2 separate regions of the Homo sapiens genome follow, and region 2 is linked to region 1. A link is an interaction called in ENCODE POLR2A ChIA-PET data of the cell type or tissue named here. Cell type or tissue: Panc1. All regions are shown on one strand. Links, peaks and the distances in the headings refer to the core of each region. The heading gives the core; the rest is flanking DNA.

Evidence for each region. ChIA-PET counts read pairs that join two places held together with the same protein. Peaks named below come from ENCODE experiments on the same cell type or tissue, not always from the same donor. Only the 100,000 strongest peaks of a DNase experiment are listed, where the experiment ranks them.
Region 2: POLR2A ChIA-PET joins it to region 1 with 5 read pairs; 2 of 35 experiments call an interaction of 5 or more read pairs at or near these places.

What each region holds. Positions count from the first base shown.
Region 1 is chr11:91,101,112-91,117,734 of GRCh38, forward strand. It overlaps the pseudogene OSBPL9P2 and the pseudogene OSBPL9P3. Among named protein-coding and RNA genes, the nearest start is that of LINC02748, 49 kb to the right of the region's middle. RefSeq lists a silencer at 2,312-2,513. In Panc1, for the core only: no CTCF peak of the experiment used is centred there; no DNase peak of the experiment used is centred there; H3K27ac peaks cover 1,850 bases.
Region 2 is chr11:91,282,162-91,298,784 of GRCh38, forward strand. No RefSeq gene overlaps it. Among named protein-coding and RNA genes, the nearest start is that of LINC02748, 130 kb to the left of the region's middle. In Panc1, for the core only: no CTCF peak of the experiment used is centred there; no DNase peak of the experiment used is centred there.

The DNA of each region.
Region 1 (16,623 bases), core at 5,966-9,965:
CCCAACCCACAGGCCATGGACCAATATTAGGAATCAGGCCACACAGCAGGAGGTGAGCAGCGGGCAAAGGAGCAAAGCTTCATTTATATTTATAGCCATTCCCCTTCACTTGTGTTATTATGTGAGCTCTGCCTCCTGTCAGATCAGCAGTGGCATTAGATTCTCATAGGAGTGCAAACCCTATTGTGAACTGTGTATGCATGGGATCTAGGTTGCACACTCCATATGAATCTAATGCCTAACAATCTGTCACTCTCTCCCTTCAGCCCCAGATGGGACCATCTACATCTAGTTGTAGGAAAACAAGCTCAGGGCTTCCACTGATTCTACATCATGGTGAGCTGTATGATATTTTCATTATACTTTACCATGTAATAGAAATATAGTGCACAATAATGTAATATGCTTGAGTCATCCTGAAATCATCCCCTTGCTCTGTCTATGGAAAAATTGTCTTCCACAAAACTGGCCCCTGGTGCCAAAATGGTTGGGGACCGCTGCTCTAAACTGTTGCAAGTACCTCTACATTTAGCATCTTCATTATTCCACATGTTCCCATACTTGCTCAAAATATATTCTAAGGTTATTAGCAAATGTCTCACTGAAATCATGGTGCATGTCACCCGTTGAATAAATCATTATATTATTAGATATAAACAATAAAGCCCAGGAGATTTGTATGAAACACTTTCTCATTAATCAACCTACACTGTCACCTGGAGTTCACAAATGTTTAACAATTTGTTGTTTGTTGCTTTTTTTTTTTTTTTTGAGACAGGATCTCTATCACCCAGACTGGAGTGCAGTGGTGCAATCATGGCTCACTGCAGCCTTGACCTCCTGGGCTAAGGCAATCCTCTTGCCTCAGCCTCCCAAGTAGCTGGGGCACAGGTGTGCATATCCATGTCCAGCTAATTTTTTAATTTTTGTAGAGATGGGGTCTGACTATTTTGTCCAGGCTGGTTTCAAACTCATTTACTTAAGCAATTCTCCCACTTTGACCTCCTCAAGTACTGTGAAACAGGCAGGAGCCACTGTTCCTGGCCAATGTTTATCAATTAATTACCTTTGTAAAGATGCATTGTAGAATGTTTGCCAGGGATCAATATTAGGTTTAAAGCTTGGTGTCTAGGTTGTCTATTTACTAGTGGTCAAACCTTGGATTTATTACTTTACCTCTCCATAGATCTTTTTCAAATGAGAATAAATAGCCTTATATGTTTTGAGGGAACCAAAATTGTTCATTATGTAAATGATATAGAGGAGTGTATACAATAAAGATCTAATATATGTTAGCTAATACTATGTTTGAGAAATGGAGCTATAAATAGAATTTTTTCTTTATACTCTATTATAATTTATTAATAATTATAAACCATTTTTATAGGGCAAAGACAATTTTTAGAAATTAAGATGTAGCAAACACAAGAACACAGTCACAAAACAGTATATTAAATAAATTATGTCTAAAAGCTTCACATCATAAAAGACAGGATAGATTGAAATTGCATCCAATTAAAAGATCAATAGACACTTCACTGATCAATTCTTGCTGAAAAGAAGAACTTGCACAAAACTATAAATTGGAAAGTAAATTTAGAGCATAATTTGTGGAGGCTTTTGAATGTGAGGAGTTGTACGTTGTACTTAATTTGATGCAGTTAGGGAAGGAGCATACGTTTTGAACCCAATAATACATTTGCGAGACAAATATTCATGTCAGGACACAGGAGCAGGGATACCACATCACATGTTGCAGCAGCCCACAAGAGAGTAATTCACATCTATACTGGAAGTGTCAGTAATGAAAATTAGAGATCAACCTTCAGAGACATTTCAACTCAGACTCTGTATCTTGTCACATAAGGATAGCAGAGTAAGGGAGTCAAAATGTATAATACTTTTTAAACATTTATTAAGGAGTTTTCTAAGTGCCTTGCTAAGTGCTTTACATTGTTTGATACTTTAATCTTTATGAAACCCCTTTGATAGGGCTTACTGTTATCTTCTTCGTGTTACTTAAAAGGAAACGGAGTCCTGTGTTTTGGATGTGGTTTGTCACCTCCAAGACTCAAGTTGAGGCCTGGTTTACAGTGCACAAATGTTGGAAGCTGGGGCCTAGTAGGAGGTGTCTGGTTATGGGGTTGGATCCCTCAAGAATAGATCTATGCCATGTCTATTGAGTTCTTGTTCTCATGGGAATGAATTAGTTGTCATGAGAGTTGATCGCTATAAAGTGTACCCAGTTTATAGTGTGTGTTTCTTTGCATACATTTGCTCACCTTTCTGCTTCTCTGTCATGTTGTGACACAGTATGGGCCTTCATCAGAAGTTGAGCAGTTGCCAATACCATGCTCTTGGACTTTCCAGTCCCCAGCATCATAAGTCACGTAAGCTTCTTTTCTTTATTAGTCACCCAGTCTTGGGTATTCTGTTATAGCAACACAAAATGGACCAAGAAACAGACCGCTTGACAAATGTAGTATGTTGCTCTAGACTATGCAGCTAATAAGTGATAGAACTCAGAGGTAGCCCTGGACAATATGAATTAGGGGTCTAGAAACTGTGCTTAATAAATTATTCAGCGTATACTACTTCTTGACCCTAAGGAACCAGGCCTAGTGGCTAAATAAATCCAACAAAGAAGGGCATCACAGGTGCTGCTTTGAGTAGGATAGCATAAATTTGTTTTGCACATCTTGACTTTAAGATTTCAGTGCGCATCAAACCAGAATTTCCAATTTAGCAAATAAAAATACATGATATCCAATTTAATTTGAATTTCAGATAAACAATGAGTATTTTTTAGTATAAGTACATCCTGTGCAATATTTATCAAATGTTTATATTTAACAAGTCCTGTATTTTTTCTGGCAACCCTAGTTCAAAGTGAATATGTCTGATTGGTAGTTGGGAAATTAGCTCCAACGGTTTTAAGAAGAACAAGGATTAGAACTATAAAGTTAGGTGTTGTTAGTTACTAAATTGCACGTGTGTATAAAGGTCTTGCTGCCTGCCAGGTCCTGTGTTAGGTGCTGCAAAGAGGTGATAGTTGAAATAAATAGATAAAACCCGTGAATCAAAACATATAGCAAAAGCAAAGCAAGAAAGCAAATAGAGAAACACTGATTTTCAAAAACATTTTAATGGGTAAGAAATGGCCACAAAATCAGAGGAAGAAAAGATATAAGGCTTGAAGCACAGGCAGAGTTGATATTCCATAAAATCTAGTGAGCATGTTGGCAGAGCCAAATGCCTCATAATATTGATGAGGATGAGGCCCAAGAGAAGGTCATTACATTTGGAATTTATCTACTAAGGCAGACGGTTGCCTGAAGATAGTGACTCATTGTGCTGCTATGAACAAAATCTTGCAACATTAAATACATTTACACTGTAAGCACATTTTTTTCTCTCCATAAAAAAAAAATTATGAGATACTGGATCTGATTATATGACTATGAAGGAACAGATCTGTAGAAAGCCAAGGACAAAGATCAGTGATTTAAAAATAATTGCACTACGAGCAAATATTTAAATTAGTGTGTTTCTGTTTGTTTTAATGCAGATGGACAGACAGAAAAACTAATTAAAGTTGAGGAAGGCATAGTGACTACAGAGTAAAGAAACCTAAAACTTATCTATATTAGTTTTCTATTACTGCGTAACAAATATAATATATATTTAACATATATATAATATATGTAACAAAATAACAAATAAGAGGCTTAAAACAATTTCAATTTATAGCAATTTTAACTTCAACTTCTCTAACTTTAAATCCTTGAATGCAGGGGCTTTGTCTAATAAAATGCTCTCGTAAGACTCAACTGGAATCCTCATGTGCGTATTGGTAATATTTATTGGGAAAGGGAAGGGGATTTACCCTTTCTTTAGAAAAATCATGACACTATCATCAGAGATATTTTTAAACTATATCAGCATACCATATATGTTAAGTTAATTTCAATATTATTGTGTTATAAGAATTTTATCTTAAGTACAATAACAGCTGCTATGGCTCACCAGGTAAATACCTGAGATGTTTCCTGGCCACAAAGAATGAAATAAGCTGATATGAAGTGTCCACTTATTTGTGGTCTCCAATTTAAATTAGAGAAGGCAGGAAATAGTTTAAGAAAAGTAATTGTTACTATTTTGTGTTAGAGGAAAAATAACACAGTCTTAGAACTTTACAGGACTGGTTTTGATATAAGTTCAGATCTTTGTAAATATGTTTACTGTTATTTACAGGAGATGGTTTTAAAAGTTTAAGAAAATCCATACATAACTAGAATTTATAAGATAGATAAGTTAGTAATTAAAGTACTGCAAAATTATTTGTTTGAAGAATGGGTTCCAAAAAATCATTAAAAATTCCAACCCTCATTCTATGCTAAGTGTAAAATACTAATCATTGTTCTTATTAATATAATAAGTAATCATTATTTATCATATATGATTTACCAGATACAGGGCTGAAAATATGTGTGGTGTGGTGTGTATGTGTGTGTGTGAGAGAGAGAAAGAGAGAGAGAGAGAGAGAGAGAGAGATAGCTGTCATATCTATCTTATGAGATCAATGTTAACATTCTCATTTTACAGTTGATGGAACTAGAGCTAAGAATAATTTAAGTAACTTTCTTAAGTAGAGTCATGTGCCACTTAACGACAGGGAAATGTCCTGAGAAATGTACCATTAGATGATTTTGTCATTGTGCAAACATCACAGAATGAACTTACACAAACCTAGGTAGTATAGCCTACTACACACCAAGGCTATATGGTATAGCCTATGGCTCCTAGGCTATAGACCTGTGCAGCATGTTACTGTACTGAATACTGGAGGTAACTGTAACACAGTAGTATCTGTGTATCTAAGCATATCTAAACATAGAAAAGGTATAGTAAAAAAAAAATTACAATTTCATAATACACTGTTATATATATGGTCCATTGTTGTCCAAATATTGTTATGTGGCCTGTACAGAGCTAGTAAACTATGTTTCCTATTCCATGAATGTACATACCTAGTAAATAGTGGAATTAATTTAAAGTCTACATATGATTTCTGTTCAAAATTTTGTAGCATTCCATCCTTTGTATAGCAGATGGTGCCCTTTCATGATTATTGTTTTTAGCAATTCATAGCTCAGAAAAGAGAGTCAAAAATGTAATATATATGTATATGTATATATACTCACATTATTCATAGATGTGTATATTTTTGCATTGCTATATTTTGCATACTTCTCATATAAAACATTCTGTACTTATTTCAGGGTACTCAAAGTAGGTCTGCTCTACACTAATTAGTCTACTAGGAACATAAATTAGCAATGCTGTTCAGAGGATTGATAAAAAGAAAACAGATATATGTGAGCAGTATATAATTTTCTACATAAATGTTGTAAGTAATGTTAATAATAAAATGATCTTTATTTAAAAGAATGTATATATGGATTCACTGTTTACCTCACCTCAGCATTCATTGAGCACTTCCCACATACAAGACAATGTATTTGTCCCTGTGGAGGTCTGCTGCCTTCATTGAAGCTAAAAATCTAATGGGAAGTCAAAAACACTTATAAATTATTTTATGTACTTGGAAAAAGTAAAATAGTTCTGCAGGAGAGAGCAGTGACCTCCAGCTGAGTTTACTGGGGAAGGCATGGCAAAGATGATGATCTATCAGCTGGGTCTTAGAGGATTTCAGCAATGATGAAGAACATTCACAGTAGAATGATTTTTTTTTCAAATTCCCAGTAGATTTTTTTTTCAAAAATGCAGAATTAAGTGTAGGGCATTCATAGAATAATAAATAATTTGGTTTTTATGTAGATACGAAAGTCTGAGCGAGATGATAAAACTAAATGAATCAGATGAGTCAAAGTTGGGGAGAGCCTCAAAAATATCAGTTTGTCATGTTTATATGTTCCTAAGAGTAAGGGGAATACAGTAAACCTTTTCTTCAGTGGGAAAGTAAGGTAATCAGACTTATGTTTTACAAACTTAAATCCAGATATGAAGTAAAAAACAAACAAGTTAAATTGAATATAGAAATGGAATTGAATAGGCAGGAGGCTATTGAAAAGACTCATTGTAGTTATTTATATGATGCATATTATCTATTTTTTTAAATTTACAAATGAGGAGGTAGAGTCCCAGAGAATCTTAAGATGCATAGCTAGTATTGGGTGAGAGTCAAACCAGTTCTAACCTTCTAGTTCTGTTTGATTATTATATTGATATTTCTTTCTCTTCAAATCTTTATTTTGAGCAATTTCAAAGGTGTCTGAGTAACTTAACAGCTATGTTTAAATGTAGACATGAGGTTGTTATGGTATTACCCTAAAGGTTCAGAAATATACAGATTCGGACTTAACACTCACATTTTCTCCATGTGAGTTTCCTCAAGTAGGGAGTTAATATAACTTTCTCCCTAAGGCAAGTAAGTGTGGCCAAGTAAGAAAAAAGTGACTGCATTATTAATAGTTAAAACTGGCAGTCAATAGCCCCCTATGTAGAGATTTATAATTGAGGAATTAAAAATGTAACTTGGAGCTCAGCAGGGCTTCCTGTTCCTCCAGCTCACCATCTCACACTCTCCTCACAAACTGCAGATCAAGTCTTAAGTCCATCCAACCAATTGCAAGAAAGGAGATGGTATAAGTAAAAGAAAAGCTCTTGTCTTGAACTGCTTACCTCTTGGAAAATGTTAGAGCCCTGCACTCGGTCAACATTTAAGTCACAATAACATCATCCATTACCTGTTTGACCCAATTAATGTCTTGAGCTTCAAGCTATCACATTGACAATATCTTTCTTTGAAAATAAAAATATAGAGTAAGGAAAGGGCAGAATTTATGGGAGAGGGAATGATTGCCACTTTCTTCTACTTTTGTCATAGGAATATACTGAAACTAACTGTATTAGTCAGGGTTCTCAAGAGAGCCAATAAGTGTATGTTCTCAAGAGAGCCAATAAGTGTATGGGTGTGTATATATATATATATACATATACATACATATATATACACACACACATATATATACTCTGTATACATGTATATGTGTGTATATCTATATATATATATATATACACACGTGTGTGTACAGATGTGTGTGTATATATATTGTTTAACAGTGAGGATATATTCTGAAAAATGCGTAATTAAGTAATTTTTTTTGTATAGACATCATAGAGTGCACTTACACAAACCTAGATGGTATAGCCTACTATACATCCAGACTATATGGGATAGCCTATTACTCCTAAGCTACAAACACATACAGTATGTCACTGTACTGAATACTGTAGTCCATTGTCACACAATGGTAAGTATTTGTGCGTTTGAACATATCTAAACATAGAAAAGGTAGAGTAAAAATATGGTACTATAATCTTGTGGGACCACCATCATATGTGCAGCTCATCACTGACTGAAAGTTGTTATGAAGCACATCACTATATGTGTGTATATAAACAACTTTCATTATATGTGTGTGTATATATATATATATATATATATATATAAAACTTTCATTATATAAACAAGTGTGTGTGTGTGTGTGTGTGTGTGTGTGTATATATATATATATATATATATATATGGAGAGAGAGAGAGAGAGAGAAAGAATGAGAAATAGATTTGTTATAAGACATTGGCTAATGCAACTGTGAAGGCTGAGAATTTCCAAGATCTGTAAGCTGGAGATCCAAGAGAAGGTAGTTCCCGTATGAATGTCTGCAAGCTTGAGACCCAAGATGAGCCAAATTTTTCAGTTTGAATCAGAAGGCAAGGAAAGATCACTGTCCTAGTTCAAAGTAGTCAAGCAGAAGTAATTCCTTCTTATTTAGCCTATTTGTTTTATTCAGATGTTCAACTGACTGGATGAGGTCCACACTCATTAGGGAGGGCAACCTACTTTACTCAATCCATTCAAATATCAAGCTCATCAAAAACACCCTCACAGAAACACTTAGAATAAAGTTTGACTAAGTATCTCGGCATTCCATGGCCCAATCAAGTTGACACAAAAAATTAACCATCCAAACTTCTTTTTTGTTGTTGTTGTGGTTGTTGGCTTAAGCTAGACATCTGGGAGTCCTTATAGACTGATTCCTCTCCCTCACTCTGAAGTTAAATCTGTTGCTTACTTCATTGTATCTATTATTTTCAAATATCTCTTGAATCCAGTATACGCAGTCACCACCACTGCCATTGGAAAGGAAATCAACCTTTATTTTCACCCTACTGTATGTTAGAAACAATGCTCTTGAAGTTCCAATTTCATTAACAGCTTGATTTTTTTTCCCTGATACAAAACTCAAGAGACAACTATACCAGACACAGAAGGAAATAATGATTTTCATACTTTCTGAACTAAGTTCATTAATTCAATTGTTCGTGAAATTTTAATAGTCAATTTTTACCCTTCTTTATCTTTAAAATATAGTGGTTTTAGACATGTTCAAGCAACAGAGCACTTAGAGAAATAATATACCATGAGTGGAATATTATGACACATATTAGACCTAACCCTATTTGACTCTAAAATAAGAGATAAAATATATTTGAGTTTAAATGAATATCTTTGTATGACAGATTCTAATGTAGGTAGGCAGGAGCATGCTCCAAATATTTAACAAAAATGTATTATTGGGACCATTATATCAATTAAAACATTTCAAATTTATCATTTGTTAAATTTGGAACATGACCATTCTTCGATTGGAGTGACAGGAAAAGCTTAGTGTCACTTGCATCCTTCAGAACATATCATGAGATACTTTTTTGTACTACATCCCATGTGTACATTAAACATAAGTGAAAGGGAAAATGTGCCATCTAGAATTAACTTCTTAATTATATTATAAATCATAATCCTTTCAATTTCCAAGTTTCTGACACCAACGGCCATTTCCTAAAGATCATTCATGTGTTATTACATTAGTTAGTTGAGAAAATAGAAGCAGATAACACTTCACTGGATAGTGGCAGAGAAATTGACCAGTGAAATTTCATTCTAGAGCTACTGCACTCAGTCAAAAACAGCTTAAGCTAAGTGATTCTCAAATGCACCGATCTATGTTGGGTATTTCCCTTTACATTGCATAATGCCTTAGCCTATTTGGGATACATTCGAGCAGAGTCAAAGGAAAACTTGAAGTTTTCAAGCCAAGAGTCACTGAAATAAGATAGGAAATGCATCTGTTGATCCATCTTACTCTGCTACTACACTACTATTAGCCAGCCTTACACGCCTCAAGTCACAAGGAATTACTGTGATTTTGGCACAAAATTTTTAAAATTTTTAAAATTTTGTACCAAAATTTTAAATTTCAGCTCCACTTCACTATTTTTCTAAATTTCAGCTCCACTCCATTATTTCTTATTATGAACATTTATTAATATTCCAAAACTCTAAAACATTGCTTAAGCAGGATAAAGTGAAAGAATTTCTGGGTACAGGAATCACCTGAATAGAGAATTTAAGAGAGGTAGACTTAAATACAATAATTTCTTCACCAATGTTACAATGATCTTTATACCCAAACTAAAGGTTCTTACATTTTCCTTCAGAAACAATGATCTTTTTATTTTATTTGCATACTTCATAAAGATGCAAGATATGTGCATACTTCAGAAGCATAATAGGGACATAGCAACAAATATAGGCTTTGGAGACTCAATTACTTCATTACAGGTTAGAAAACTATAGCTTATAAAGTCAAAGAATATACCTATGGTGATACTCTTGCTTAGTTAGTGTTGGAACTAGAATAAAATCAAACTCACTTTAAGTCCATTTTAGTTTTCAAGGGGAACTCAAATAAGTCAATGCTCTTAAAGTGTGGTCTCTAGATGAGCAGCATGACTGTCAACACTGAAAACATGTTGGAAATGCAAATTCTAAAGCCCACTCCAGAAACTCTTGGGGTGATGGTACCTGAAAATGTATTTTAAGCCCTTCAAATGATTCCAACATAAGCTAAAGTTGAAAACTACTGAAATAGTCTCCAGATTCTGTGAAAGTATAAAAATATAAAGTTGCCAAATGTAAAATATTGATTTTCATAGTTTATATTGGGTTTATATGATTATTATATTCTTGACAGATAAGGGGGAAAATGCAGCAAGATTAAGTGGCTCACCAAAGATCATTTAAAATTAATTTAATCACTGTGGGTAGGACTGGATCATGTTATCTGGTTAACTATGCTCACTAAATAATGTTTCCTTCTTCTTCTCCATAGGCAATATAAACAGAATGGTTAAAGGATTTAAGAAGTGTTTGGGAAATAAAATCAACAGGAGTGAGTGACTGATGAGTTGAGAAAAGTGAAGGAGATGATGCCAGCGATGGGAATAATGAGTACCTTGGGGATGGAGATGAAGGAGCTTTTAATTTTTTGAACTTTGTTGTTTGGGGATGGAGAGTATCTCAAATTTAAGAGTTTATTGACAGATATACAGAGCATATGTTCCAGTCAGCCCTCAGAAATGTCAGTCTCCCTTCCATTGTCCTAATTTCTGCACTCATTGCCTCTCATTTGTCTGGACTAGCTTCCTCGCTAGTGTTCCTGCCTCCAGTTTTTATCATGTGTGATATGGCCTGCATATAATTTCAGATTAGCTTTTCTGATGCATAAACCTAATCACATCACCATCCCCTGCTCAAAATTCTTCCATCACATCCCAACACTTTCCCTCCCCTAGCAGGCAAAGTGTCCAAACTGCATTTGAAACCCTCTACTGTTTGGACATTTTTCATCTCCTAGCCATATCTGTTGCAACAATATAATGTGAGTTGTCTATTCTATGAAAATTATTGTAACTCAAATATATTTTTCCCTTAAATAAAGCCTATAGAGGAAGACAATGATTGGGATCAGTAATAGCTGTTGAAAAGCAAAAGCTCAACAGGTGATAATGAACAGGAGAGAAAGAGAATCTTAGGTCCTGGGATAGATATTCACATCAAGGGTCATCATTTTTCAGGTGTCAATGTGTCGGCTGATGCTGGGTGGTGCCGCATAAACCCTACTGGCTGATTCTACTCCTTATTTCATGTTTTAAGAAATTAATTGTTAAAAACATTTCAACTTTTATTTTCGATTCAGAGGGTACATATGCAGGTTTGTTGCATGGATATATTGTGTGATGCTGAGGTTTGGGATTCAGATGATCCCATAGCCCAAGTAGTGACCATAATACATAACAGGTAGTTTTTCAGCCCACACACCTTTTCTTTCTTCCCACATCCGGTAGTCCCCCAGTGTCTATTTTTCTTATCTGAATATCCAAATGTACTCAGTGTTTAGCTCCCACTTATAAGTGAGAACATGCAGTATTTGGTTTTCTGTTACTGCGTTATTTCACTTGAGATAATGGCCTCCAGCTGCATCCATGTTGCTGCAAAGGACATGATTCCACTTTTTTATGGCTGCATGGTATTCCATGGTGTATATATACCATTTTAAATTCAGCCTACCATTGACACACACCTAGGTTGATTCTATGTCTTTGCTATCCTGAATAGTGCATCTGAGTACATGTTGTCTTTTTGGTAGACTAACTTATTTTCCTTTGCATATATATCTACTAATGGGATGGCTGGGTTGAATGGTGGTTCCGTTTTAAGTATTTTGAGAAATCTTCAAGTTGCTTTCTAAAGTGGCTGAACTAATTTGCATTCCCATCAACAGTAAATAAGCATTTCCTTTTCTCTGCAGCCTCGCCAGCATCTGTTGTTTTTTGACTTTTTAATAATAGCCATTCTGACTGGTGTGAGATGACATCCCATTGTGGTTTTTATTTGCATTTCTCTGATGATTAGTGTTTATGAGCATTTTTTTCATATATTTGTTGGATGCTTGTATGTCTTCTTTTGAGAAGTATCTATTTATGACCTTTGACCATTTTTTAAAGAGGTAATTTGTTTTATACTTGCAGAATTGTTTAAGTTCCTTATAGATTCTGAATATTAGACCTTTGTCAGATGTACTGTTTGCAAATATTATCTCCCACCCTGTAGGTTGTCTGTTTACTCTATTGATTTTTGTTTTGTTTTGTTTTGCAGAAGCTCTTTAGTTTACTTAGGTCCCACTTGTCAATTTTGTTTTTGTGGCAATTGTTTTTGGGGACTTAGCCATAACTTCTTAGGAATTCTTGACATTAGCCAAGGCTGATGTCAAGAAGGGTATTTTCTTGGTTTTCTTCCAGAATTTTATAGTTTGAAATCTTACATTTAAATCTTTAATCCATCTCAAGTTAATTTCTGTAAACCATGAAAGGTAAGGGTCTAGTTTTATCTTTCTGCATTAGCCAGTTATCCCAGCACAATTGATTGAATATGGAATTCTTACCCATTGGTTAATTTTGTCAACTTTGTCAAAGATAAGATGGTTGAAGGTATGTGGCTTTATGTCTGGGTTCTCTATTTTGTTCCATTGGTCTATGCCAATGTTTTTGTACCAGTACCCAGCTGTTTTGGTTACTGTAGACTTCCAGTATAATTTGAAGTCAGGTAATGTGATGCCTACCCCTGGCTTTGTTCTTTTTGTTTAGAATTGCTTTGGCTATTTGGGCTATTTTTTGTTCCATAGGAATTTTATAATTTTTTTTTTTCTAATTCAATGAAGAATGATGTTGGCAGTTTCATAGAAATAGCATTGAATCTATAAATTGCTTTTGGACTGTATGGCCATTTTAACAACTTTTATTCTTCTGATCTATGAGTATGGGCTGTTCCTTTTTTTCCAGGATTAGATAGAGTCTAATAATAGTCCAATTCTAAAATAAAAGTTATTATAGGTAAGACCATGACATTTCCTAACACTTGATTTTAATACATTACGGTAATTTTCTAAAACAACTCAGAGGAACCCATATTTACATTAGGCAGAGTATTTATGAAAAAATCTGGCACCAGGTGTGTGTGTGTGTGTATATATATAATATATATATATACACACATATATATATATTATATATATACACACATATATATATTATATATATATACACACATATATATATTATATATATATACACACATATATATATTATATATATATATACACACACATATATATTATATATATATACACACATATATATATACACATACACACACATATATATACACGCACATATATATGCACATATATATACATATATACACGTGTGTGTATGTGGTGTGTATATATATGTGTGTGTGTGTGTGTGTGTGCATGTACGTATCTCAAGATTATATGTACTAAGAAACAGGTTGTATATCTTAATAGCAGTACTAGAGTAAAGAGTTTCAGGTTTGGATTTATAAATGATTTTCAACGTGTGGGGTTTGGAAAAGGAGCAGACATCTCGTTTTCAAAACCTGAAGTTTTTCTCAGGACTGAAGTCAAAATCATAACTGCCACAGAGGGAAAAGGGAAGTTTTTTGCACTTTAATTGTTCATCTGAGTCCAAAAGTCCAGTATCCCTGAGATAGGAACCACTCTAATAAGAAGGTAGTGAACAGGTTTCTCCCAAAGGAAGATTGTTTGTTGCTGAATTATGTCTACTGCCCTGATCATCAGGTATATACTTTGCATCTTCAAACTTAATGCTTGGCAGCACCAAGATATTTCAGTAATGGTTCATCATAAACCCAATATTCTCCATCTTTATGAAATAACCTTGTCTCCCACTGAATTTCTTTCTCTTTCCCTCTTTCCTTTCTTGGGGTTCTGCTCTTTTATTCAAGCCTGTGCTTTGCTTCAGTTGCTGATTTTTAAGTTGAAAGTGACATCCTTCCAAAGGCTGCGGGATTCTTACTTGTTCTGATCTTCTAGCTTCATCACTTTCTTCTTGATTACAGGCAACTTCTTGGTATCTGCAAAGGATGTATTTTCCCATGTTGCATATTTTGCATACATCAAACCATTCCATTCCCCTTCAGTTGAGCAAAAAGACTTCTTGTCACTTGGAGAAAAAAATCTCAGCAGTAATTTTGTGCTTCTTGCCCACATAGAAGGGTTTAGTATGGAAGATGATATTTGCACTCTAGCCTGTTTGGAACAATTAATACAACATTCTCCACCTAATTTCACCCAGGACCATGTGAGGATAGACCTTCCATAGCCATTGAGGAATGTGAGAATGTAATGTTCATCATAGTCTAGACATGAGACACAGCCCTGCCCTATGTTGTGAACACCAATTGACATCCCAAGGAATTTTGATTTGGCCCAGACATGAGCAGTGAATTGTATCTTCTTGTTAAAATACTCAACATAAAAGGCTGAAATGGGTGGATGATGGGAAATCTGGTCAGCCACGAATGTTACAGTATTTTTGGAAACCCAGGGAACTGGTCTTTCTGAAACTAGTTTTGTGTTCTCTTCAGTATCATTTGGTAGTGTCCAGTGACACTGAAAAATCTTGCCCAAAATGGGACTGTATGGCTTTTTGGCAACTGACCCTTTCCTTCTTGCATGAAAGGCTGAGAGGTATGATTTCACAACCAGAACCATTCTATCCTTGTGATCCTTCTAGTCACTAATGGACACAAACAGGTCCCAGTGTGCAAAAAGTCTGCCTACATTTCTAAAAGAGATGTTCTTTCAAGAATAAACCTTGGAAGAACTACCTTAGTAAGATCCATCCCAAGCCTAACCTGTGACAAGAGATGCATGATAACGCTCTTGTGCTCCCTGCGGACCCCGCCTACACATCATCATCTCTACTGTCATATGAATCAAAAAGGTCAGCATCACTTGTTCCATTGGACATGGAAGAATTAAGTGATTCTCTAGTATCTGGATGTTTTAGACTATTTCCTGAGCTGCTGCTGATGTAATTACCTACAAATCTTGATTGAACAATTAAAGTCTTTTGATGACAAGCTTCAAAACTACAAAGAAGATGAACAGAGAAAGAAAATGGAAACTCTCAAAGAAACAACAAATAGCATAGTAGAATCAGCTAAACACTGCATTGTGTTGCTGCACATTGCTAAAGGGTAATGCAGAAAAGCACGCAGATGGAATAAGTACTATTAATCCTGTAGATGCAATCTATCAACCTAGTCCTTTGGAACCTGTGATCAGCACGCCTTCCCAGATTGTTACTTCCAGAACCTGTTCAGTTGTGTAAGTCAAAACAGCAGCATCCATCTTCCCTACCAGTTGGACCTGTGTTGGCTACCTTGGGACAGCATAAGACTCTTACACCAAATAGTACAGGCAGTGGCCATTCACCACCGAATAGCAGTCTAACTTCTCCAAGCCATGTGAACTTGTCTCCAAATACAGTCCCAGAGTTCTCTTACTCCGCTAGTGAAGATGAATTTTATGATGCCGATGAATTCCATCAAACTGGCTTATCCCCAAAGCACTGGATAGATTCTTCTGGATCTGCCTCAGTCCTGATACACAGGAGCTTGGGTGTTTCTTCTTACATTTGTATCTTTTTTTAATTTCTTTCAGTGGAATTTTGTAGATCTCCTTGTAGCGATCTTTAACCTCCTTGGTTAGCTGTATTTCTAAGTACTTCATTTTTTTTTTCTCTCTATTGTAAATAGGGCTGTGTTCTTCATTTGGCTCTTAGCTAGAATATTATTGGTATATAGCAATTCAACTCATTTTGTACATTGGTTTTGTATCCTGAAACTTTGCTGAATATGTTTATTAGTTCTAGAAGCATTTCTGCAGAGTTTTTAGGATTTTCTAGATATAGTATAGAATCATATCACCGGCGAAAAGAGATAGTTTGACTTTTCATATTTGGATATCTTTTATTTATTTATCTTGCCTGATTGTTCTGGAGAACTAGACAGCCACAAAATAATAGTAACAGGCTTCAAGACTCTACTGACAGTGTTAGACAGCATCAAAGCAGAAACCTAACAAGTAAGTCCTGGACTTAAATTTGACACTCAACCAATTGGACCTGATGCTACTTTTCTTCCACCTATTGTATGGAATCAGTCTACCTCAGCTATAGTGCAAATTTTGGTGAGCTTACCAATCTTTTTTCAGCTGTAAGATTGACAGCAAAAGCTTGCCAATGTCCTCAACCATTTATTTCAGAAGACACAGACCACACAGTGCTTATATTAGAAATCATGCCCAGGAAATGATTTCTGAAAAATAATATTTTGATCAGATACATGTAAACAGATGATATGCAGAGCTGGCATGACTGGATCACAGAAGGCTGGAACAGTTGTAGAGGAAGTTAAATGAAAGTAAAATAATCAATTGTTTATGTTAGTGTTGCATGGAAGTAACAGTATTAAAGTTTTTCTCTTCATATTATGCACAGATTGAGCAGTAGCTGATAGTCTTAACCAATGAATCAATTAACTGGGGATACTTATTCGTACATTTTCAACTAAAACTTGTTGAATATCTCTCATATGTCAGAGGCAGTGTAGGCAGTAAGATATAGAGGTAATTAAGACCTAGTCATCTCTGTTTCAAGAAGATGAATTTCTAGAGGAAAAATCAGATAGATTACAATTCAAGGTGATATGTGTGAAAGTGAAAAACTGTACACATTCTGTGTGGGCACACAGCAAAGGGGAAATTAACTGCATGAAGTCAGAAAAGGGTTCACAGAGAAGGCAGCAT
Region 2 (16,623 bases), core at 6,896-10,895, 180 kb after region 1:
TGTTCATGCCCCCCTAAAGTTTCTATGCTAATTTTAATCACCAATGTTATGGAATTAGGAGGTAGAGCCTTTGGGGACTGATTAGGGAATTAGGGTAGGGCTGTCATCAGTGGGATTAGTGACCCTGTACAGGGGCCGCAGACAGCTGGCTTGCCTCTTCCACTGTTTGAGGACACAGCTAGAAGTGGCTATCTATGAAAAAAGAAATAGGCACTCACCAGACACCAAATCTGCTGATGCCTGGACCTTGAACTTCTCAGCCTCCAGAACCATAGGAAATAAATTTCTTGAAGTTTATAACCCATTCATTCTAAGGTATTTTGTTATAGTGGTTTGACTGGACTAAGACAACCTAACTAAATTAAATATTTTTTACACATTTTTATATTATCAAATTGAATGCTGAAAAGAAAGAATATTCTCATTCCTTTTTCCTGCCAACAACTTTTCAAAAAAGGGAGGATTCTTCTCATTACTTGTGGCTTACTGACTTACAATTATTTCTTAATTGACTTTTGATAACCATGTTGAATATTTAATGCTATACTATCATTAGCAAATTTATTATTAATCTAAATCATACAATTGTGGCAATTAAGTTGGCTGCATTTTAAGCACTTGCTTCATTGATCTTTAATTACACTTACAGGAACTGCACAGAACAGGAAAGTTGCTAAGCGGCACAACTCCATTTTGTTGTCCTAAAATTTGTGAACATGGCATGAAAATTTGTAAAGCAGAACCTAAATTTTCAGTGGCTTATTATTTATATATTGTACAAATTTTCCTTTTCTCTTGATAATTCATTTTTAGTTTATTCATTACTAAATATTTAATGCATATCTACTGTGTCCCATGCAATGTACTAGATGCTGGGTTTAAAATGATGAATAAGGTGAATAAGTTATCTGCCTTTATGGAACTTGTATCATTGAGCAGAAAATAGATAAGAAGTTAAAATAAATAAGCAACGTCATTCAAATTGGTAGTAAGAGTATTAAGGGGAAAACAAAAGAAGTGAAAATAAGTTGAGACTTGAAGGATGGAAAGTACTAAGCCATCGAAGTTGCCAAAAGAAACAACAGCTTCATCTAGGCCACATCTTTCCCTCTGAATCCTTCACCATAAACCAGAGAAGCTGGACGTTGTAGTTCAAATCCCAACTCTATCTCTTACTAGCTGTGTGAAATTGGGCCAGTGACTTAACTTCATTTTGCCTCAGTTTTTAAAACTTTCAAATGAAGATGAGTTCAGAGGGTCATTTTGAAAATTAAATGTGTTAATTTATATGAAGCAATTAGAACAGTAACTGGTACACTGAGAGCACTTTATAAATAACATATATTTTTATTACCATTTGTACTATTATCATTTTATGAATTTTTAGAAACCCCTCTTAGCAGCAGTATTAACCTTGTTCCTCACCCTAATTTAACTACAAAAATTGGGCAGTAAGATAAAAGGGTGGAAACTGACATTTGCTGTAGGTTTTCTCTGTACCAATTACGATGCTACTAATTTTATGTAGAATAGTTCAATTAACTCTCACAAAAAAATAAATAAATAAAACTGTCTAGGCAGGTGCAATTATGCCCACTAGATTGTAAGTTTCATGATAGCAGCTACTGAGTCTGTCTTGTAACTAACTTTATGATGGTTAATCTTATGTGTCATCTTGACTAGGCATGGTGCCTAGTTGTTTGGTCAAACACCAGTCTTGATGTTGCTGTATTGTTGTTGCTTAAGATATTTTTACATGAGATTAACATTGAAACCAGTAGACTTTGAGTAAAGCAGATCATACTCTCCGTAATAAGAATAGTCCTCATCCAATCAGTTGAAGGCCTTAAGAGAAAGGACTGAGGTGCCCGGAAAAAAAAAAAAAAACAAATCTGCCTTCAGACTGTCTTCAGACTCAGGCTGCAACATCAGATTTTATGAAATTCCAGTCTGCCAACCTGCCCTGAAGATTTCAGCATTGCCAGTCCCTACAATCATGTTAGCCAATTATTTAAAATAAATCTTTCTTTCTATATATATATTTCTAAGATAGATATATAGAGAGATTATATGTAATGTAGATATACATAGAAAGACAGAGATAGAGAGATCTATCTATGTATACACATATATATTTATACATACATCTATCTATACATACATATATGGAGATATATATAGATATAGATATAGATATATAGATAGACAGATAGATAGATAGACACACACACACACATCCTATCAGTCTGTTTCTCTGGAGAACATTGATTAATACAAGTTCCTAGCAATATTTGTTGTACATGAAAGTTAATCAGTAAATATTTGTTGAATAAAAGCATGAACACATATTGGCAACAGCAATTAAATGAATTAATGAATGAATGAGAGGATTAGAAAGTTTGAATGAATTTTTGACTCATATATCTGAACATAGTAAAACTAGAATTCAGACCAATATTTATCTAAATCCAAAGCCATGGCATATCCTCTATTTGAAAATTTCATCTTTTATTAGACCCTAAAAATAAAAAAGCAATACCATCATTATTACAGGTAGGTTAATATCTCCTACTCATCCATATAATTTTCCATACATATCTTATTAGACAGTAAAATAACTACTCAAACTCAAGTCCTCTGATTCTAGCATTTTAAAAACGTTTTTGACTATACTAAGTTACTCGAAATTATTCTCAGTTCTTTCTTCTCCATATTGGGAAAGCTTATTACTCTACTTTTTCCAAAACAAGTCATTTCAGTTGGACCACCACTGAATGGCCTTATGATCTTAGGCATGTGGATCAAATTCTCTGAGCCTCTGGACATTTATAATAATTTCTTTAAAACTGTCTCTATGCACAAAATATTTCATTTGAAAATATGTCAAATTCTCTTTGGATAAAAAAAGTCCAAGTTGTTAGGCCTGCCATAAAAGAATTCTATGACCTGTCTGCTTCTCTTTCTATGTCTCTGGCCATGTCTCACTCAACTTATCATCTTCAATGATAAAAAAAAGTCCTCAAGTTTCTGCAAACAGCATGCTGTTTTTGTTGGTTTGTTTGTTGTCAGACAGGGTCCTGCTCTGTCGCCTAGGCTCTAATGCAGTGGCACGAACACGGCTCACTGCAGCCTTGACCTTCTGGGCTCCAGAAATCATCTTACCTTAGCCTCCTAAGTAGCTGGGACTACAGGCATGCACCACCATGCCCAGCTGATTTTTTACTTTTTTGTAGAGATGAAGTTTGACCATGTTTCTCAGGCTGGTCTCGAGCTCTTGGGTTTAAGTGATCCTCCTGTGTCAGCCTCCCAAAGTGCCAGGATTACTGATAGAAGACACTGCACCCAGCTGCTGTTTTTACCTCCCTTCTTTTTTTTACACTTTATCTGTGCCTAGAATGTTAAATTTAGAGGTCTTATTGTTGCATTGCATGTTTATTTCTTAAAACTTCTGACGGTACTATGTGCTTAGATTTGTGTTCCTTTACTTCCACATAAATGTGTGCACCTCACAAACGATTATGTTATACTGAATTTATTAATCTATATATTTAAATGTTAGATATTATTTATAAGAAATTTGAGTGTAGCGACAATATCCAGTGTATCTATATGCATGGACTACAAAGCACAATGTTAGACATATAGCAATTTAAACATTATTAATTCAACCAAAATAACATTATATTGGCTCGTGTGAAGATTATATATCTTTATCTAGAACAAAAAAAAAACAAAGTTTTAGTACATCCACTTTCATGTGAGATTCAATAGATAGTGACAGACTAGTGTTCCTCTAAGAACAACCAGAAAAATTATGTAAAATGGAAATTATCTGCTTAAGGTTACCAAAAAAGCCTCTACTACAACACGAGCAAGATAATATGCAAATGAGGGAAAGAAACTAGGAGAGGTAAGCTATAGCCACTGGTAGTTGGAGATCATGTGCTAATTCTGGAATCAAGTAAGAGATTCTGAATCCATGTCACACATCAGAAGTGGCAAACTATGATCTGTGAACTAAATGAGGCTGACTGCATATTTTCTATGGCCTACAAATTAAAAATGTTTCTTTACATTGTTGGGTGGTTGAAAAAAACATGAAGGAAGAATACTTCATGAAAATTCTATGAAATTCAGATTTCAGTATCTTTCAATAAAGTTTTGTTAGAATATAACCAGCTAATAACACGTTTAAACATTGTCTATGGCTGTGTTCAGGCTACAACTATACAGTTCAGTAGTTATAACCGTGACTGTAAGCCCACAAAGCCCAACATATTTACCATTTGGTCTTTTACAGAAAGAGGTTGGCAATCTCTAGTTTATGCTTTCAGAAGGCTTCAGATGCACAATAATTATTTTGATAGAAACTTAGGAATTCTCCTACCTACAACCTGATTTGCCTCTAGGTCATTTGTAATATTTTGTGATAACGTATGTGGAAGACTTTAAAACTAGTGGAAAATCTTTATTAAGCAGGGCAAAAGTTTTGACAGTATTGAACACCAAAGGTTAGAATGTGGAGTCCACTGGCAAGGGGAGGAGGAATAGCCATGGAGAGCACAGCACATTCTTAGCTATAAAGCTGGAAGACAGCCAGAGATATACTGGTGTCTTAAGAAACCTGAAGCCAAGCCCCAGCCCAGTACAGTATCTGACTAGATTAAGATGAGCACCTATCATTCTATTGGCCTTTTTAAGGTAAGACACACCCTCTCAGGATAATAAAAACATCATTAGAAGCCTATGTAATTTTTTTAACGATGTCTGCCCTGCAATCAAAACTTAAATATACCAAAAAATGTCATGTGATTTAAAATAATAAAAAAAAACAGAAAATAGTTGAAGAATCAGAGATGATCTAGATATTGATATTAGATAACAAAGACTAACTGAAATGTTTATAGTAAAGTAAATGGGAGAATACAAAAAAAAGATGAAAAAATTGATGAGACTATATAGAGTTTCACCAAATAATTAAAATCTATGTAATATAATAAAATGTGAAGTCTACAAATGAGAAATATCTGAAATTGAGAACATATTATATGGGATTAAGAGGACATATTTTTAAAAAATGCAATAATTTATGAACTAGAAGACAAGTCAAAGAAAATTTCCAAACTGAAATTTAAGAGTAAAACAAATGTAAAATACAATAAATAGCATCAGAGATACATAAATAATACATAAAGGTCAAACATAAGTTTACTTTTTAATTCCAAAAGTAAAAAGGAGAGACAATGAGGCCAAGGAGTACTTTTAAAACTGATGAAAAAATCAACCTATTGATTCAAAAAGCTCTACAAATCCCACGCAAAATAAATGAAAATAAAACTACACTTATGTTCATTATGGTAAATTGCTATGAACCAAAGAGAAATTTTTAAATGCAACACAAATTATGCACTTTTCTTTATATGTGTTATATTTCAATAAAAAGGTTTAAAAATTATAGAGAAAAAATAGGTATTTTATCTCCAACAAAGCAAAAAGCCTGTTCAGTGGATTCTTCAACAGGAATTATAAAAACTGTAAAATATGTAATGATAGCTGTAAAGTCCCAGAAGAAAATAGCTTCCAGTCTAGAACGCTGTGCCCAGTGAAAATACTCTGCAGAGACAAATGTAGAATTAAGATGTTTTCTGACCCAACAAAACAATGAGGGGATTGGTGACCAATAAGTCATGTACTAAAAAACACATTACAGAAAATTTTTCATGTGCTAAGAATATGATCACAGGGAAAAACACTGAGTTAAAGGAAGATGTGAGAAGCAAAGAAAAGGGAAATACATGGGAAAATATAAATGAACATTCCAATAAATTTTGACTACACAAAACTATAATTGTAATGCCTTATGGGATGAAAATATATAAAAAATAAAAATATGTGACAACATTAACACATAAGGGATATAGGTAAATGCAGTTAAAGTATTCTAAGTTTCCTGTATTACTAGGGAAACTTTAAAATAATAATTTATATTGTACTTGAATGAGTCAAGGATACATATTTAATCTCAATGTAAGCATTGAAAACTGTACCTGTACAAATTGGTTACATATGCACTGGGGAAAAAATGTGAAGTAAAAATATTTTATTAATCTAAGGGAAGTAAATAATAAAGAAAAAGAATTATGAAACACCTAGGTCAAATGAAATCAATAAATAAAAATCCAACTAGATTGATATTTACATTAAATATAAATGGACTAAATATTTCAAGTTAAAAACTAATATTTTCAGACTAGATTTACAAATAGAACAAATAAAAACAAGCTACCAAAAATTTATCTTCTGCTTATAAGATGTACTAATATATATATGTATATATACTAATATCAAAGTAGAATAATGCAAAACTAATTTCTAAGACAAAAATAGTGATATTTCATTACAATAAGGGTGACAATCCAATAGAAATGTGTCATAATTCTAGGTAGGTATGCACAATCACACAGATTCAATATGTATAAAAAAATTAAAATGAGAAACAGACAAATTCACAGTTATGATGGAAATATTATAAAACCTTCATTAATTGCTAATAGACAAACAAGCAGCAAGAATATGGAATATTTAAAAATCACAATTAAATGGTAATTATGTATACGTATATATCATCAACATATGCATAAAAGAGACTCTAACAATGACAGAATAAACTAGATATAGTATTATTTTGTCTCCAATTCCTACATCAAAATAACTAAATCAAGGGGGAAGGTATAAAGCAATTTTTGCTTATAGTAAAATTTTACTCAAGGACATGCTTAGACATAGGTCTACTAAATGCACTCAAATAACACAATTTGTAATCTCTCTCATCATAAGAAACATCTTCATTTGCATTTTAACAGCTAACATAAAAAGGTGAACCTATGCCCCCAAAATCTTGCCTGTAGGATAACAAGCACTGTATTCTTTTCTGGCTCCATTACTATAGTTTGAGCTAGGTACAATAATATCTCTAATAAACATGTAATTCAGTTCACATTTTTCTCATCATCTTGTGAATAGTTTAATAAATTTTAAATTATAAGCAGACTCCAAGTCCATATATTATTGGGTTAAAATCCTGGACATTGGAGTCTGACAGATCTAAATTTAAATTCAATTTTGCAACTGGATAACTCGCTCTTGGGCAAATTAGCTAACCTCACCGCAGAATGAAAATAATAATGCCTTTATCATAATGTGATGAAAATTAAATGAAGTAATTTACATAAAATGCTTAGCAGACTGTTCAGCATTTTGTAAATTCAGGGACAACTGTAGCTTATTGTTATCCTTTTCATTGGTTTAGGGCTTGGCAAAACTCATTGTCTTATAGTCTTATATCATTAAATCTCCTTAGGTAGTGCAACTTGGTTATGGAGGGGAGAGTAAGCTGAGTAGGTATGTGAGAGGTACAGCAGAGGATCAAGAAATGTTGGACATTATTTTTAAAAATAAAGCAAACAAGATTGTTGCATAGAAATTGAAAAATGAAGTTATAAAAAGTTATAGTTAATTTAAGCAGCTATAATTATAAAAGTAGAACACTTCATGAAGTCATAGAATGTATTAAAATTTAATTGATACTCATTTTCCAGACTGAACATAGGATATGAATATTAATCTTTCTAAAATATACTATATCCTATTTGGTCAATTTTTACATGGAACAATGTTTTAGTAGACACTGGCAACATCTAGTTCTCAGGCTTTCCTTTATCTACGTTGTCATTATTGAGCAATCTCTCTTCTAATTAAGTTTTTTTATTTGTTTGTTTTACTTCAGATGGGCTTATAACTTTAATCAGCTTTAGATAAAGTGTTATGGGTATCAGAGGCATTGTCTACCTTCAATAAGAAAATGTATATGTTTATTCTTATTCATAATAAACTGAATTAATTGTCTTAATCTTAGAGAGCATCATTTTCACTTTTATTTCCAAGCTCTCTTAGACAAGGATCACTTTATGTGTACATTCACACCTCCCTAAAATCTCAATCCTGTTTGCAGAAATGGGCTATCAATCATATTAATCAAAGCATTTGCAAGTAAAAAAGGAAAAAAAATTGGTATTATACTTATTTCAAGTGCAAAAAGCTAACCAATAGCTTATTGCCTTCATTGTAGAGTTTTGATAGTATAAAATATATATAGATTCACTTTTTTTCTAAAGCCCATTTATTGTATCTCTATGTGTATATTACCTTTTGGACCAACACAAATGATGGATTGAATAATTTTAACTAAAGCCTCAGGTTAACACTCAATAAAATTCTCTGGTTACATTTTTCCACCACTTAACTGTGAATTGAGAATGGCCAAATCATATATAAATATCTGTATCTCCAGCCTAAAATAGTGATGACTGAATAAAAACTGCCCAGCAAAACATTTTAAATGGAAAACTTTCAGGAGACAGAAAATACTTTATTGCCACCTTTATTACTGTCTACTTTTAAGCAATGTGTACTGTTTTATAACACTAGCCAAACATTTTTTTTTTTTTTTTTACATCTCACATCATTTTCTTTTTCTACCTCTCACCCTCACACTGCATTTGCAGAGCTGAAGAAGCAATTAGGAATCAGGCCATTAAAAATTCAGTGGTTTTTCCAGAAACTATCAGAAGAGGGAGAGTGTGAGCCTGAAACTTTATCAACCAGCTAATTCAATTTCCTGTCATTGGTCAACTGGGCACTTAGTAATTTCTCCCAAAATTAGAAAATAAAAAACAAACAAAAGAACGTCACTAGCAGTACTGCATCATTTGGCTACTAATAAGTTATTAATTCGCTCACTTTCTCATATAGCATAGCAACAATATTAATTTATTTCATTTTATTTTATGGGAAGGGTACATGTGCAGGGTGTGCAGGTTTGTTACATAGGTAAACATGTGTCATGGTGGTTTGCTGCACCTATCGACCCATCACCTAAGTATTAAGCCCAGCATGCATTAGCTATTTTTTCTGTTGTGCTGCTTCCCGTCGTCCACAGGCCCCAGTATGTGTTGTTCCCCTCCCTGTGTCTATATGTTCTCACTGCAACAACATTTTAAAATCAGATTTTCAAAATCTTCCATAATAAAAATAACTATTAAATATAGAAAATCTGGGCTAAGCACAGATTTCATTCAGTTCATTCAGTGTTCCCTACCTTGTGGCTATAATAAAACAGGGACAATGCTACCATTTTAATTTGACACATAGTCATTTTCAGATAAATATACTTGTAAAATGGAAGTGATGATAATGATACCTATCTCACAAGATATTTTTAAAGATCAAATGAAATAATAATGATAAATGTGCTTTGCAAAATATAAAGTGTTAGAAAAATAGTAATTATCATCATCAGTGTCATTATTGTTAGTACCATAATTATATACAAGTGAAGTAACCTGTCATCTATGTGATACAGTTTAAAGACACCTTGAAGACACAATGATAAGATAAATTGCCCTAATAGTCTCTGAATTCTTACTATTCATTTGCTATCTACTTAGAAATAAACAAACACACACCATTTGGAAGAAGATGAATTTGTTATTCATTCACATGCTAGTATGAATTATTCACATGCGAGTATGAATTCATTGAATTGGATCATTTTAGTCTTAACTATTACGTTTGTATCTGAGATGTAGCAGAAAATGAGGAGAGGCAATTTTATGGCATGAAACAGTGAGAGATGCATGAGACCTGGTTAATATCCTGTAGAGGACAGCATTCTGTTAGTGGAACAGATGAGAACCCTGTGTAGATAAGAAGAACAGCAACACATGTAATAAAAGAAAAAACTTGTATGGCCTTTTAAATGTTTCTCCAAGTGTTAAAGAAAGAGGCAACTAAGCTAGGGAAAAAAGGGCACCACTGCTTCGACAAAGAAGCACTTATTTTTACTCTTAGTTTGCCCTAACAAGGAAGGCAAATGGTATGACCCAAAGAATTCACTACCACCACCATGAATTTTGCTGCAGTAGATAATCAGGATATTTTCTAACAATACTTATAAAATTAGAGGAAGACATAGTTAAGAATATTGCAAACAAAAAGGAACATTGTGTTTTAGCTAACTATGTGGTATTATGTGTCAAGTTTGTAAAAAGAAGTTCACAGAAAAATATTGCAAATATGCTTTATAACAAAAAAAAAAATGAGGTATTAAGAAAACTTTCTGCCTTGCTTTTCATCTTAAGCTTTGGTTGTGATGAGAGCTTTTGGCACCACACCTGAAGACAGACACCAACAAATAGGACGTTGTTTTTAGTAGACTTTTTCTATCGTGAGGAAAGTAAAGACCATGTTATACAAGAAACAGTTAAAGAAAAGTACATTATATAGTATGGAGAAATGAAGTCATGACAAAGGAAGACAGAGGGATTTACTGTGTTTAAGAAGAGATATTCAATAAGGCAAATGTAAGGAATTATATCTTCATCCACCATTAACTCATACAACAGGAGTATCTCTCCAGGAAAAACGGACCACTGAGCATACTTTATGGAGCATACATTAGGAAGAAATGGCACAGGAGATCTGCCCATGAAAAGAGGAAAGCTTTAAAGACAATAATTGCAAACAAATCTTATCAATTAGATATAAGAAATAATTATCTGAGGTAAGACTTCTGGAACGGTGATTGAGGAGTCCAGTAGACCCTCTCTCTAAATCAGATCAATTTAATCTTAACTACTAGCTGAAAATAACCTTTCTGAATTGTGGGAAGAAAGGAGGAGAGGCAATTTTATAGTATGAATAAGTGAAAGAAAAGCATGATATGATTACAACAATTTATGTTAGAAAAACATAAAATCTCTAGAAATTTTCCTAAGAGCATATATAAAGTGGAGAAACATTTTTTGAAGAATATCTACAAAATCTAGCTAAAAACAGCAAGTCTGTGGCATATCAGCTACTAGCCACTTACTCCACACACCTAGCCCAGTGTGGCAGAAGCTCTGCTCTTGCCTGGTGTACCAATAAGACCAGGTTCTACCTCCCTAAGTTCCCAGCATAATGCTCAAGTTTTTGTTCTTGTTTTTGTTGTTGTTGTTGTTTCCTGGAAGAAACAGACTGCCAGCATTTCTTACTCTCCTGCTTCCTTCCACCAGCTTCCTCTTACCAAAAACCCTGTTTTAGGCAAATGCAGCCAAGAAGTCTGAGTTTCACTTCCCCCAATGAGCCTGCAATTATATATAAAGTGGAAGATCTATGCCAGGCGAAAGATGCCAATCATACTGGGTTTGTGAAATATATAGACTATATAACAATTACAGCATCAGAAAAGGGGAGAGGGAAGATAACTATACAGAAATAAATTTTTTATACCTCACAGAAATTAACATAAATTTGAAGATTCTTATAAGTAATAATTTATACTGTAAACTGTAGAGCAACCACTAAGAAAACACTCAAAAATATTCAGAAATCATTAAAAAGTAAAATGTCAGCTAAGAAAATAGTCATTTTCTGCAAAAAAAAAAACAGAAAATATCTACAGAAAAAGATACAAAATAGATAGAAAAAAACCTTGCAAAATGGCAGATGTAAATACAACCATATCAATAACATCAAAAGTGAATGAACTAAACAATAGAGGCAAAACAAAGAAAAGGAAGAGATTGTAAAATCATATTTTAAAATAATATAAGTAGCACCCAACATATGATATCTACAGAAGACACATTTCAGGCTTAAAGATACAAAGAGGTTAAAGTAAGGAATAAAGATATATCATGTAAACAATAACCATAAAATAGCTGGAGTGGCTATATCGATGCCTGACAAAATAGACTTTGAAACAAAGTTTTCTTCGAAATAAAGTAGGACATTTTATTATGAAAAAGAGTCCATTCATCAAAAAACATTAAAAAGTATAGATATATGTGCACCTAACAGAACCCCCAAATATAAGAAGTAATAGGGGGACAAAATTGAAGGAAGAAATAGACACATCAACAATAAGATTTGGAGACCTTAATATGCCCCCTTCCAATAATAGACAGAACACCTATGCAGAAGATAAATGAAATAGAAATCTTAAAATCTATGATAAACCAATGAGGACCTAACAGACATCTACAGAATTTCCACCCAACCATGGAAGACACAGTCTTCTCAAGTGTATGCACATGATGTAACATCTCCAGTTTAGACCAAACACTAGTCTATAAAACAAGCCTCAAAATTTTAAAACGATTGAAGTAATACAAAGTTTGCTCACCACAATGGAATTAAATTAAAAATCAATAATGAAAGGACATTTTGGAAAGTTTAACATTGTAAAATCAGTTAAAAGAAAAAAGAATAGACATTACAATGGAAAATGGTGAGATAGAGAATACTAAAACTGTAGAGAAAATAAATAAGGCAAAAAGTATATTTTAAAAAGGCATTAATAATATTGACAAACACCATCTAATACCATATTAATTGTGAAAGACTAAACCCTTTTAGTCTCAAATCTTGAACAATACAAGAATGCCTGTTTCGCTATTTTTATTAGATAGTGTACTGAAAGTTCTAGCCTGGGCAATTAGGCAAGGAACAGAAATAAAAGTCATGCAGACTGGAAAAGATGAGGTAAAACTATACGTATTTGCAAATGACAAGATCTCATATGTAGGGGTGAAGAATCCACTGCTAGGGTGAGAAGGGGGGAAATCTGTGATAACTAATAAATGAGTTTGGTAAGCTTATAATATAATTTTACAAAAATAATTGTATTTCTATGAACTCACAAAAAGAATATGACAAATTGAGAAAATTATCTTGTTGACAATGATATCAAAAAGAATTGGAGTAATAAATTTAACAAAAAATGTTAAACTTTTACATTCAAAACTTGAAAATATTATTCAAAGAAATCACAGAAGACCTTAATAGATGTAGCTGCATTCCATTTTCATGGATTAGATAGCAATATTGTCCAAATTTATTTACAGATTCAACACAATCCCTGCCAAATACCAGCTGCTTTTGTTTTGGCTAAAATTAACAATTATATTCTAAAATTCGTATAGAAGTTCTAGCAAACATTGAAGTCCAAATAATCTCAAAAATGAGAAAATTGGAAGACTCAGAATTCTACTTTCTACAACTTACTATAAAGCTATATTAATCAAAACAATGTGGTACTAGAAAAAGAAGAGACATGTAGATTAACTAAATATGGACTCCTACATAAACTTTTATATCTATAAATAGACAATTGATTTTCAAGGGTTTTGAGACAATTTAGTGGGAAAATAATTGTCTTTACAATAAATTTCCCTGGAAAAACTAAATATCTACATGCAACAACAACAAATGAAACTGGATCCCTTTCTTACATCACACACAAAAATTAACTCAAACAATCAGTGGCTTAAATATAAGATAAATTATAAAACTCTTAAAAGGACATGATCTAGTTTGACTATATGTCCCTGCCAAACCTCATATTGAATTATAATCGCCGATATTGGAGGAGGGGCCTGGTGGGAGGTGTTTGGATCATGGAAGTTCATTCCCTCATAAATGGCTTAGCTCCATCCCCTTGTTGATGAGTGAGTTCACATGAGATCTGGTTGTTTAAAGCTGTGTGGTAACCCCCACTCCTCTCTCTCTTGCTCCTTCTGTGGCCATATGATGTGTCTGCTCCCACTTCACTTTCATTGTGAGTAAAAGTTGCTGGGGCCTCCCCAGAAGCTGAGCAGATGCCAGAAACATGCTTGTACAGTCTGCAGAACCATGCATCAATTAAATCTCTTTTCTTTATAAATTTTTCAGCATCAGATATTTCTTTATAGTGACACAAGAACAGCCTAACACAGAACACACAGGAGGAAATCTTTACAATCTTGGATTAGGCAAAGGCTTCATTGACTTGACAACAAAAACACAAGCGACAAAAGAAAAAAAATTAAAATTAGGACTTCACAAAAATTAAAAAGTTTTATTCTGAAATGATTCTATTAATAAAGCTATAAGCCAACCCACAGATTAAGAAAAAGATTATGTCACATATCTGACATAGGGTTTGTGTCAAGAATATGTAAGTATCTCTTGCAAGTCAGTAATAAAAATATAAAGATGCTGAGCATCATAAGTCATTAGGTAAATGCAGGGTCAAACTACAATAATATTTTATACCCACTAAGATCATGGAAATAAAAGATAGACAAATAAGCCATGAAGAGAAAGACAAATAGCACATGATGAATCAAAAGGGTTGATCTCATAGAAGTGGAGACTAGAATGGTGGTCATCAGGGGCTGGAGCATTAGAGGTGGGGGATATGTGGGTGAGATGTTGGTCAAAGGACACAAAATTTTAGGTCAACAAAATAAATAAGTTAAACAAATCTATTGTACGACATAGTGACTATAGTTAATAATATATTCTTTAAAAATGCTGAGTAAATTTTAAATGTTTTCACTACAAAATGGTAACTGTGAACTAATACATATGTTAATTACCCAGATTTACCTATTCAAAATGTGTTTCATCATCGTGTGCATAAGTACATATAATTTTATCTGTCATGTTTTTAAAATAAAAACTAATGTATAAAAGGCAATTATAACACATTGGGGAGGATGAGGAGAAATTGGAGCCCTCAAACTACTGCTGGTGAGAATATAAAATGTTGCAATCCTGTGAAAATAGATTTGGCCATTTCTCCACATGTTAACCACATAGTTATATGACTCAGCATTCCAACCCTAGGTATATACCCAAGATAAATGTAAACATAATGTCCACACAAAAATGTAAACATGAACATCTATGGATTATTAACAGCCCAAAAGTGGAAAAAAATTAAATGTCCATCAACAACAAGATGTGGAATAGAGATACATGCTACAATATGGATGCATCTTGAAAACATTATTATAGGTGAAAAATGCCACTTATAAAAAAATCACACATTATATAATTTTATTTACAAAAAACTGTCCAGAATGAGCAAATCTATAAATATAGAAAACAGATTATTTGTTCTTCAGCTCAGAGGGGAGCGGGGGCATGACTGCTAATGGGTACGGGGTTTCATTTTGGTGTGATGAAAATGCAGAAAAAATAGAATGTGATTAATAGCTACATAACTGTGTATGCAATAAAATCTACTGAATTCAACTGTACACTTTAAATAGAGGAATTGTATGGAATGTGAATTGTATCTCAATAATGCTACTTTTAAGAAGAGTCACAATGAATTAGGTTAAACAAATGAAAATCTAAAACAAGAGCACATGTTAAGACTAGTTTTAATGACCTACAATCAGCAGAATGGAATATCTATTATTTCACATTCACTCAGGGTATTATAAATTCTTATCATTCCTACTAAAATATTATATCCTTTTATTCTCTTTTTGGTTATTTTAAATAATTACTAAATTAAAAATTGTTTTAAGTTACCTTGTTTCAATTCAGAACTTAGCCATAGGCAGGTGAACTTGAAGCATATTTCATGTGTAAGTCTCTGTTATAAGAGGATAATCTTAAGGGGACTTAAGTTGGGTTCCAATAATTTAACTTAAAAAGTTGTTCTCTCAAACAAATTCCAGTGTATTAAGTTGTTCAAATGTCATAGAGAGAAGGTACGTATCATAGAAAGTAATGTATCTATATGCTGGGAGGTGAACGTGATAAACTATTCTGAATACTATACGTAGTTGCTCTGATATCTAAAATTAATCTAATTACTACAGACTAATGGAACAATCAAGGGAGGTTTTCTTTTTCAAATCATATATGATGATATCACTTAAATGCTATTTAATATTTCTTATACAAAAATGTGGTCAGCAAGTTTATTTTGTATTACCATTTCAGGAAAACTGTAAGTTGTTCACATTAACTTGTATGTAACCTCTAATTAGGAAATAAGAACTGTGTTCTAAGTAATTTCCAATATACCTTGGAATAAGACATAGTATAAATTATAAATCAGCAAATAATTTTACCTTGGTATAGTCATTTTCACACTTGTGACTACAGAGAGTTAATGTATTTGATAGAGAAGTTCAACATTCTTTTTTTCATATTTTAATCTAGATTCTAAACTGCTAGAAGATATGGACTATTTATTTCTTGTTCTCTTTATCCTTGAGTCTACCATGTGTCAGCTAAATAATTAATTTTTAAAAATTAAAAGAAAACTATTCAATATAAAAATTTATCCACAATGGAATGTGCTTCCTTGAGTAGTCATGACCTCTTCCATACTGGAAGATAAAATGCTGGATTGGTCAGCCCTTTGCTAGGTACTTGTAAGGAAGGAATCAATCACCTACAGGAAGTTCAGACTACATTAACTCCCTCCCAGTCCTGTGATTTTGTGGAACTAAGTGTATAACACAGTTATTTAGACACACATTTATGTATTTTTTTATTTCTTATTTTTTCCCCAATGCCTTTGCCAGTAAAAATATGCATCATAAGATCATCTAGTATCCTATCTAGAAGATTTGAAATAATGTACATAAAAAGTCCACTGTTCTTATAAAGAGCACTATCAGTTAAAGAAACACAAGTTAGCTGATTCTTTATTACAAAGTTTGAAACATGGGTTGAGGAGAGAGATTTGGGTAGAATGAGATTTCCTAATACAGTTTTTTTTTTTTTTTTTTT